2 separate regions of the Homo sapiens genome follow, and region 2 is linked to region 1. A link is a loop called in an ENCODE intact Hi-C map of the cell type or tissue named here. Cell type or tissue: ascending aorta. All regions are shown on one strand.

Region 1 (5,000 bases):
TCCAAGCCTGGGTCCAGGTCTCTGTGCACCTGAGGCCCCAGCTCATCCCCACACCCAGGCAAAGGGTGACAGTCTCAGGCACTACTCTGATGTAGCCTGTTTGAGGCTGGGGCCCAGTGGGAGCCGCACGTGGGACAGGGAGCAGTCCCCGGTTCCAGGAAAGAGCACGAGCAAGTGTGTCTGAGTGTGTGTAAGCGTGTGGTGTTTATTTATTCTAGGAGCGGTTGCTAAGTCAGACGTGTTTGCCAGCAGAGGGCTGCCTGAGTGCTGTGTTTGTTTACTCAGCACAGTGCAGGGAAGGGTGATCGGACAGACAAGTGCAGGCTACAGCCGTTTGGTGGGGGGCACATAGCGTGAGATGAGAATTGGTCTTGGGGGCCGTCTGGCGTGGTCCCATTCTATGGGTGCTGCTGGCTGTTGAGAGCTGCCTTCCGGGACACAGGCCCTGCCTTCTTTGATGTGCCAGCGGCTCTCTCACTGACCCTCCTCCCAAGCAGGGTGGAGCTGCTCATTACCCCACAGGGCAGTGGGCCCTCCTTCCCTTCATGGGGCTGGGGGAGGGTTCCTGGCTACGGGGTCTCGGGGGTCCCTGAGAGAAAGTGGATAAAATGTGGGCAGTGGTATGAGGAGGAGACAGTGGGTTCTCAGTCCCATTCCTACCCTGTCCAAGAGCTTGTCCACCCTTAGTTAGGCTTGGCCTTTCCAACGGGCGATCACATCTTACCAAGACTGAAGTCCACTGCCTCCTAGTCTCCTGTCCTCAGTCTTCCAGGTTATAGATTGGTTATATATTCCCTATCTTCAGGAGAGAGTGAGAGACAGAGAGAGAGAGAGAGAGAGAGAGGAGGAAGGCAAAACAGAGACCCTCCTGACTCCCTGTCCACCCTCAGCCACAGGCCAGAGGTAGGGACTGGCTGAATTTCAGGGTCAGGACTTCCCAGCTGGGTGGCCCCAGAGGCCTCTGCCTCCCTCTTCCTGCCCTAAGGCCCCAGCACCACGTCTGTAAGTCTCTGAGAGAGCCCTGGCTCCCCCGACACAGGCTGGCTGGCAGCCAGGGGTGGTGTTCTGGCTCCTGTACCAGCCAGATGGGGTGGCAGGAAGGCCCTGTTAATCCCCAGGGAGAAAGCTCCTTGGCAAACAGAAAAAAAGTGGCTGCCGGCACTATGTCCCTACCCTGGGACCATGAAACACCATACCCCGAAGTCTTTGGGGCAGATTTTGTGCCTCTGTATTCTGCCCACACCTTCCACGGCGCTTGGGCTGGAGTCCCAGCTGGGGCTATGGAGTAGGGAAGGGAGACCGGGTTCCCCCTTCTCAGGTTAAGGCTTTTCTGTAATGGACAGTTTGCCTCTGCTTCTCTCAAACACCCTAGGGAATTGTGAAGACAGGGTGCAGGCAGGCACTAGGCCCTCCTCTGGGCTCCAGCCATCTAGAGCTCTTATTTGCTCTGAACTTTCCTGATAGTGTTTGGAGAAGCAACTGGGATTGTCTGGGTCCTCCTTCTACCCCATCACTCCACCACCCACCTCTGCCCCCATCATCCCCCACCCCCACCACACACACCCAGACTTCTGCCACTGAAGCTGCCTCTTCTGCTGGTGTGGCAAATAAGTGTGGAGAGAGTGAAACCAGATACAGAGAAGGCAGCCAGCTGGGGAGGTGGTGGGTGGTGTTCTGCCGACCAGGCCTCCTGCTGTCCTCCCCCGGAGCCAGGATGGTGGAGGTCCTGGGCCCAGCCTCGGTCTGCCTTTTCCCCTGCATGCCCAGCTGGTGTGCCACCTGTGAGGGGCTGACAGCTCCTTGCTCCTCCAGTGGTCTTGTCTTGGTCCTGGGTTTGGGGAACAGGATTCCCTGAGCCAGTCCCTCCCTACACTTGGCAGTTACTGGGGAAGCTGAGCACCAAGGCTTGAGCCATTTCTTGCTTTCCCTACCTGTCTCTGTCTCACCTCCATCCACATTCCTTGCAACATGGTACCAAAGTAAGGCTTTGAACTTGGGATGAGTGGGGTGAATTTCACTCTTCCCAACAGCAAAAATGGAAGCTAATCTGGTTTCATCTCAGTTTGTAAGATCCCTAGATTCCCAAGGGAGCTGGGAAACCTCACTTGGGTCTAAAAGGTCATTTAAGGGCCGCTTCCAGACCTGGCTCATGCTCCCGATTGGTGGTGGGGGGTGGAGGGGTGCTGGCTGGGATTGTGGTCACTGAAGAGGGTCAGGAGCAAGGGTCATTGGGTAGAACGGCTCCCTTTGTCCCACTAGGCCACGAATTGGTTCTGGCATTCCCAAGGGGAATGCTCCAAGCCAAGTAAGGGCCACTGTGTCCAGGTGGACCATTCCCAAACCCATTTCTATCATGGATCATTTTCCAGAAACTTTCCAACATGGGAAATCACAACTGAAGCTGGTTGTTTAGATCGGAAAATCTGGGTGTAGTGTCATTAGAAAAACCAGAGTCTCCTCACATGAACCTTTGCCTGCAACCTCTCCCTGGCCTGCCTGCTGCTCTCTGCCTGAGTCACAACAGCATTCAACAGCTTGGACACAGAGCTTTACAATGTGCCAAGTGCTCCCACGTGCCCTGTGGCATTTACTCCGCCTAGCAGCCTGGAGAGATAAGTTAGTGTTAGCTCCACCCAGCAGAGGATGGAAGCCCTGGGAAGTCACCGGCCTCACTGAGGTTGTACAGGCAGTAGGTGGCAGGACTTGAAATCTCGCGTCCTTTCCACGGAATCTTTTCTGCCAGCAACCCAGAGAGTGCAGGGGGAATCCAAACAGTCTGGTGGGCACCAACTGTCTTGGCTGGCTTCCAGCTGGGCCTTTAGTGGTGACTTTGGCACGCCCGCCCCCCCCAACCCTCTGTCAATCTTTAGGAGCTGGGGGAATAGGGGGTGCTTTCTAGGAGGCTCTGCTCTCTTCTGAGATGTCCCCCTTACTTCCTTCCATTCTCTCAGGTGTGGGAGTCACTTTTCTGTGTGAATACCAGGCCAAACTTGTCCTTTTCTTCCTTTTCTCAGAGTCACCTGCCCCAAAGCGCCCCTGTTCCTCCCTCCCTTCTCTGCCTCTTCCCCCGGGATACCTTGCCCTTGCTTCGGGAGTGGAGGCAGTGTTGCCCCAGCAGAGGCACCGGCACTGCCAGGGTGTCCAGCTTTGCACACGGCCTCAGGCGCCCTCACGTTAGCTTTGGCTTCTTGATGGATCTTGAACTCCCTTGGGATGCTTTGTGGGCTCCTGAAGGACCTCCCAGGATGTCCCCTCTGTCCTCAGACCTGCTATGTGACCTCAAACAGGAATTCAGACTCTTCTTGGCCTTCGCGTTCCAGAGCAGAAGGATATGGGTGCCCAAATCCAGACTCGGAGAGGCAGGAGTGAGGTGAGAGGCACAAAATACACCTTTTTTTTCCTGAGCAAAAATCTGCCTCAGGTCCACTCGTTTCCCAAGGGCAGCCGTGCCTTTCACCCGACAACCCGAGGACCCGCAGCCCCAGCCTCTCGGGGAAGGTGAATGTGCAAAAGCCAAGTTTATCCTGAGTAATGCAACGAATACACTGGAGGGGGTGGGGCCGCGGAAGGTTTTATCCAGAACACATGTTATTGCCACTATTCTAGTTATCTTGGATATTTCCTGCATGTTTGTCACCATGGCAACTGACAGCATGAAGCCTGTTTGCTGGGCCCTGGGGTCTGGCGCGGCAGCCATGTGGTGTCAATTTGGCCCTCTCTGCTTCCCCCAGCTCCTGTCTCTCTGTCATGCTGCTTTTGGTCTCCGCCTCTGTCTCCCCGCCGCCTGTCTCTGGGCTTCTCTGTTTTCTTCTTCCAGGAAATAGCTGCCCCTGCATCCCTCGGTGACATAGGTATAGACAGTGTCCAGCTACTGCCACCCTAAGCCTCCCCTTAGTCCACACAGACAGTCTGTGACTAAGGGTGTTCCAGAATGGATGGGAAACTTGTGTGGCAGGGGATAGGCAAGAGATTGGCCTTCAGTGGAGAAAGGGCTCAGCCCGGCTCTGGGCTCATGGTTCAAAATGAGCCCATGCTACCTACTGCTAGGCTGGGGGCTAAAGATCCCTTGAGAAGGTGGGTTTGGGAGACACCAGTGAGGAGAGATGTGGGCTTCTCATCCTGATGTTTCCTGTGTGTGGGAGTGAGGGGTCTCCATCACTCAGATCCTTCCTTCCCTAGGCTTTTGGAGAAGACATAGGTAGAATGGCAGAGAGGGGTCTCAAATTCACAGAAGAGAAGCCAAGGAGAGAGGAGCTTGACAGCTAAGGGGCAGTGAGGTCTCTCGGCATTATGGGCTGCCTGGGGACCTCAAATCCCCAGTCCTTTCTCCCAGGTCTCTGGGATGTGGCAAGGACAGGGTGTGGCAAAGACATGGCCAATGGCAGTGTCCCTCCATGGGGACACCAGGCAACAGGGAGGGTGTTGACAATAATAGCCTGCGAGGGAGCTGTGCCAGCAGCTTGGAAAAAGCACCGCGAGCAGACAGGCGACTCCATGGGAGATGAGGGCATCTTCTGGCCCCTCTCTCCACCCCCAGGTCTGGCTTCCCTTCATTCTGGGAAGCCCAGGACTGGGCAGTTGCCAGCCACTCTGCTTCAAGTTTTCTGCATCCACACTGCAGAGGCCTTCCCAGGCCACCTTCCCAACCTCTACATCTGTCATGTGCTGTTTCTTATCATGCCCAATCCCCAGTCCCCACGCAAGGTAGGCCTGGAAATTGTCATGCAGCCAGAGCCCCAGGCAGGGCTGGCACCCACTGCGGGACTGCTTGGAGGAGAGAGGAGGGGCTAGGGAGGTGGAGTAGGGTCCAGAACCTGCCCTGGCCACAGCTCCTGCAGGCTCAGCTCCAAGGCATGAGGGAGTCTGGAGTGAGACAGGAGAGCTGGGGCGAGGCAGCCATCATGCTGGGCCCTGAGAGGACCGGCCCCGGGGCCAGCAGCCCAGAGGGTGCTGCAAATCAGCCTTCTTTTGGGTCAGCATCATTCCAAGGAGGTCCAATT
Region 2 (5,000 bases), 740 kb after region 1:
TTTTTGGACCACCTGGGTTTAAAAAAAAAAAACAAACATTTCTTCCTTCTTAGGGGAGGAGTAGAAACAGAAGCAGAGACAGAAAAGAAGTTAGAAAGAATGCAAAAATACAGAGCTTCAGAGAGGCGAAGATGCAAAACACAAGGGAGCCAGAGAGTGGATATGCAGACAGAAACAGCACCAGCCATGAGCGGGGGCGAGGGTGGTCACCGGCAAGGGGAGATGTGAATGCTGAGTTCTCTTTCTGGGTGATAAACTTTGTGATTCACAGTCATGCCACTCTGTCCCTTCTAAGCCTCTCAGCCATCCCTTCCCTTGTGACCTTGGCCAGGACTGCAGACCTCAATTATGGGTCCAGCCAAGTGTGTGGCTGCCTGCCTGGGCCATCCACCTCCTTTCCTGTGACTGACCTTGGAGCCCCCCGGCTCCTTCCGCACCTTCCTTACAGCCATTCTCACCCTCTTGGGGGTGGGAAGAGGGAAGCCCAGGGTCAGTGCCCACCCCATCCCTGAACCCCTGCTGCTTCTTCCAATGGGGACAGGGGAGACAGAGCCTCTGTCTCTTCCTGTTGGGCCAAGGATGGATGATCCAGAGGTGGAAGGCATGGGAGAACAAGATTTTTTGGTGGACATCTTCAGGCATGGGCCAGCAGGACCAGAGGCCTGGTCAGGGTCCCACTGCTCAGAGGACACAAGGCTGTTGGCCGGTGGGGTGGGGTGAGGTGGGGCACGCAGGGATCGGTGGCGCTCTGGCTACCAACCTATGCCCTACCGGCACACAGTGAGTGGTTGTCAAGTAGCTAAAAGTTCGCCTTTCCAGAAACTCTGCCTGAGGACTGGCGTTCTGAGCCTTTATTTCTTAGTGCCCAGGCCAGACACCACTGGGATCTCAGAACCAGAGAATAGCCTAGAAACTACTTTCCCAAACAGACCCCTAACCCCTTCCTGGGGCATCTGTTTACCGCAGATGGTCCACAACAAGTGCCCTTTCAGAGGAGGGCAGTAAATTTTCTCCTGGATGATGGTGAAATGAAGCCAGCGCTCGCAGATGGGCGCTCCAGGCTCTTCATCATGTGGCCTCAGACCCTTTTCAGTATCTCTCCTAGATCAAGCTTGTCCAGCCCGCGGCCCATGGGTGGCATGGAGCCTAGAACGGCTTTAAATGTGACCCAACGCAAATTCGTAAACTTTCTTAAAACATTATGAGATTTTTTCTTTTGCGTTTTTGTTGTTGTTTTGTTGTTTTGTTTGTTTGTTTTTGCTCATCAGCTATTGTTAGTATTAGTGTATTTTATGTGTGGCTCAAGCCAATTCTTCTTCCAATGTGGCTCAAGGAAGCCAAAAGATTGGACAACCCTGTAAAAGGACTCAGCAGAGAAAGGTGGTGGCTGGAAGGAGAGGGCAGGCGGACCCTGGTCCCTGGAATGGTCACTACTGTCCTTCAGCAGCCCGTGGAAAGCAAACTTCTGTGCCTTCCTGTGCCCATCTTTGCCCTTTGCTCTCGTGTGCCCATGACTTTCTTCCTGCTGCTCCTTCCACCTGAATTCCCTGCTCCTGTGTCTCTTCATGTCCCCTCCAACGACCTCAGCATCCAGGCCAACATGCCTTCTGTGCAGGCTCCCCTCATGGGTCTCTCCAGCAAGAGAAACCATCGCCTCCTCCGAGCCCTCACAGCAAATGCTAGGGGTTTCTTCCTTGACCTCACTCACAATTTAGGGTGGGAAGCTGGGTGGTCTGAAATAAGCTACACTTTGGGTAAGTTACTGAATTTTTGGAGCCTCAGTGTCCTCTTTCATTAAGGACAACACCTCCCATGCAGGTTCCTGTAAGAATTAAATGAAGAAACATGGAGAGTGTCTGGCACTTAGTAAACTATCAATTAATGCCTGCTCCATTTCCCTGGAACGGTGCGTGGGCACTTTTTAAATTCAGGGCAACACTGACACCATCTACTCCAATAAATTTATATTCCCATCTCCACTGACTCATTTGGCTGGGAAAACAAACCCACATGCCAATTCAAATAGAGGCCCAGAAAGAGGAGGGAGAGGCATCTTACAATTTATCAGAACTTCGAACCTCGTTTTCTTTTAACCGAAAAAGGACTGCCAATAGAAATTTATTTTTATTTATTTTATGACACTTCTTAAACTCTACTAAGCACAGTCGTTTGTGCACAGGACTGTCTTCCTCATGGCATGGTGGGCTCCTCCAGTCGGTGACCACATTTTCTCTCTCTCTGAACTCCCAAGGGTTAGGCACAGTATATGGCACACAGCAGAGGATCAATACATTTTTGACGAATCAGTGAATGGGAATCAGTGAATGAATGAGTGGAGTAAGCAATGACTATTGGAATGAAGGTTTTGAGACACAATCCTCAAGTTCTTTCAGGCTCAGAATCCATCCATACTAGGGGGACTTGGAACAGATTTTGCCATCTGGCAGCTTCTAGTCACAGTTGCTACGAAAGGACCTGCCTTCTTTGGGGCTCTGCTGGGGGCTGCCTGCAGAGAGGGTGGTGAGGTCTTAGAGGGAGGGGAGGGAGTAGGGAGGAAGGTGCTTGTCCAGCCCTCTGCTTCTCCTCCCCTTGAAAGCACCAGATGGAGAGAACAGAGGGGGGTGGGAGCGAGCCAGCGGCCCCTGGTTGGATGTATTTTTACTTCAGGTGTGACGTTGAAACCATGCGGGTGTATTTTTAGTCCTGCCCAGTGGGCGGTGTGTTCGCCTGGGTTGCCTTGGAGAGGACTTCTTCGAGTTGCTAAATTGGAGCTGCATCTGTCAGAGCTCCTGGGCTCCAGCCCAGCTCTCCTCCCCCAGGTGGGTGGACAGGTCCATTCCCGGCAAGTGTGGGGCCCAGGGCAGGTCGCAGTCTACTCAGCCCTCCTCCCTTCAGACACATGCACGCACACACTCCTCCCGGCACATTAAACGCATCTATGTGAAATCTCAACACAGTGAAAGTTAAAACTGCTCTGCGAGGGCAAAAATACAAAGAGCCTGATACATGAGACCTGGTGGGGATGTCGCGTCCAGCCCCTTCAGAACAAGGCGAGGTGACTCTGGCAGTGAAAAGAGAAGTGCGACAGACCCCATGACACGAGTTTACCTATATAACAAACCTGCTCCTGCACCCCGAACTGAAAATAAAAGTTATAAACAAAAGAGAAAAGACAAGTGTCCTTCCTGAAATTAGGCAGCTAGTGAAAGGCGATCAGTGATTCCAGCCAAGTCACCAGAAATTCAGCCAGTCCCCCTAGAGAAAGAACTTCAAGGGGAAGAGATGCTGTGAGGAGGTGAGCCCTAACCACGTTGTCTTGGTCACAGTCAAGGACTAAACACACACCCACACACACTCAGTGGCACTTTGTAAAGTGCTCTTATATGTGCTTATTGCATTTTGATACCCCAACGGGCTTCTCATTCTCATTTCACTCATTAGCAAACAGATGTGCTGTGTGGTTAAATGACCGCATCAGGCTATGCAGTAACTGAGTTGAGATTTAAAATCCAGGTATTCAAACTCCAAATCGTGTGCTCTCCCCTCTCTCCCATGTACTACTTGTGAGCAGTTACTGAACTCACTTCATCTGCCTTCCCCCTTTTCTCTACTGTTCTTGAGTCATACACATCCTGGGGTCCAAGCACTGAGCTGCCAGGATTACCCTGGGAGCCACGAGACTGTTGCTGTATGAGAGAATCTCTGCTTTATCCGGTGAGTTTCCAAAAGAACCTCCTCTTGTAATAATACTTGTGTGTGTTTGGAGAGGCCTTAACATTTTTACAGATCTCTCCTCTCCTCGTTTGATGCCTACCCTGTGGGGTAGGAAAGCTTATCTAAAGAAGTTAAAGATTTGCCCGATGATAGAGTCAGAATGCAGACTAAATTTTCAGTTCAGGTTCTTCCCACTCAACCATGAAATGGATCAGTGCCTGGGAAAAGCAGAAAGTGGCACTATGGTTAAAAGACAGGGAAGCTGGCTTAGCTCAGGCCCGGTGAGAAGCCACTGGCCATATGAACCTTCATGGCCCCAGCTTTCTGTTCTCCTCCCACCCCACCCCACCCCACCCCATGTCATTTGCACTAGCAGGAGGCCCAATTGCTGGTTGTCTTCCTTCTTGTAAGGGGGACAGACCCGGTGCAGTCCTTCTTCATGAATGTAGATACCATTCACCAAGAGCCTTCTGTGTGCCAAGCACTGCCAGCTGTTAGCATTGGTTATCTCATTGAATCCTAACATAACCTTGTGAGGATAAAAGTCATCAGATTTCAGGACTCCTGGATCTTTGGTCTTGGCGGGGACCCTGGATGATGGAGCTCTACCTAGGTCAGGGAGGTGAGCCGTGGAAGCAGCACGACCAACCACTCCTGAGCACACCTGCTCCCTGAGCAAGACAGCTGCAGCCTCTGGGCCTGTCAGCATCAGTTGCAAGGCTGGGCTTGGTGCGGGAGGCCTTATGATGCCATAGAAAGGGCAGGGAATAGGCTTTGCCTGGTACAGAGGAAATCTGAGCATGGTTTCACTTTTCAGATTATAGCTCCAGCAGGATCACCCCCCTGACTATAGTCAGCAGCTGAGATGTTACCTCAGGTGCCAGTGAACCCAGCTGCTTCAAAAAGCAGGGACTATCCACCAGAAGAACCCCCATCCCACAAAGCCCAGCCAAGGACACAGCCTGGAACATCTGCCCACAGCACCTAGTAGTCCAGAGGCCCTGGCACGAAGCATCCGGTCCTAACTTCTCTGCTTGGAATGGCTGCATGTCTCCCACACCATTCTCAGGCCACCTCACCCAGCACATTCCAGGAATGACCAAGCCTAATGCCAGGGAAGGCAGAGGGTTAAGCCCCAGGGTCAACTTCACTGGAGCCAGAACACTCTTTGGTCACAGGGTGGAAGAGTTCTCTCAAAGACACTTCATTAGGAAGTTCCAGTTCCCAGGGTCCTGACCAGGCGGCTGCTACAGAGGACAGTCACACAGGACCCAGCCTATCTGTCT

Evidence for each region. Hi-C counts contacts between places; a loop is a spot of excess contacts. Peaks named below come from ENCODE experiments on the same cell type or tissue, not always from the same donor. Only the 100,000 strongest peaks of a DNase experiment are listed, where the experiment ranks them.
Region 2: it touches region 1 in a loop (5-fold over the local background); 2 of 110 quality-filtered maps call a loop at or near these places.

The regions. Positions count from the first base shown.
Region 1 is chr11:126,111,349-126,116,348 of GRCh38, reverse strand. No RefSeq gene overlaps it. Among named protein-coding and RNA genes, the nearest start is that of CDON, 51 kb to the right of the region's middle. In ascending aorta, CTCF peaks have their summits at 208 (motif pointing right) and 2,664 (motif pointing right); DNase peaks (open chromatin) are centred at 128, 1,048, 2,578, 3,598 and 1 weaker place; H3K4me3 peaks cover 307 bases; H3K27ac peaks cover 4,753 bases.
Region 2 is chr11:125,374,007-125,379,006 of GRCh38, reverse strand. The region is part of intron 5 of PKNOX2 (PBX/knotted 1 homeobox 2); the gene reads right to left. Among named protein-coding and RNA genes, the nearest start is that of PKNOX2-AS1, 110 kb to the right of the region's middle. In ascending aorta, no CTCF peak of the experiment used is centred here; DNase peaks (open chromatin) are centred at 1,980, 2,716 and 4,778; H3K4me3 peaks cover 606 bases; H3K27ac peaks cover 3,414 bases.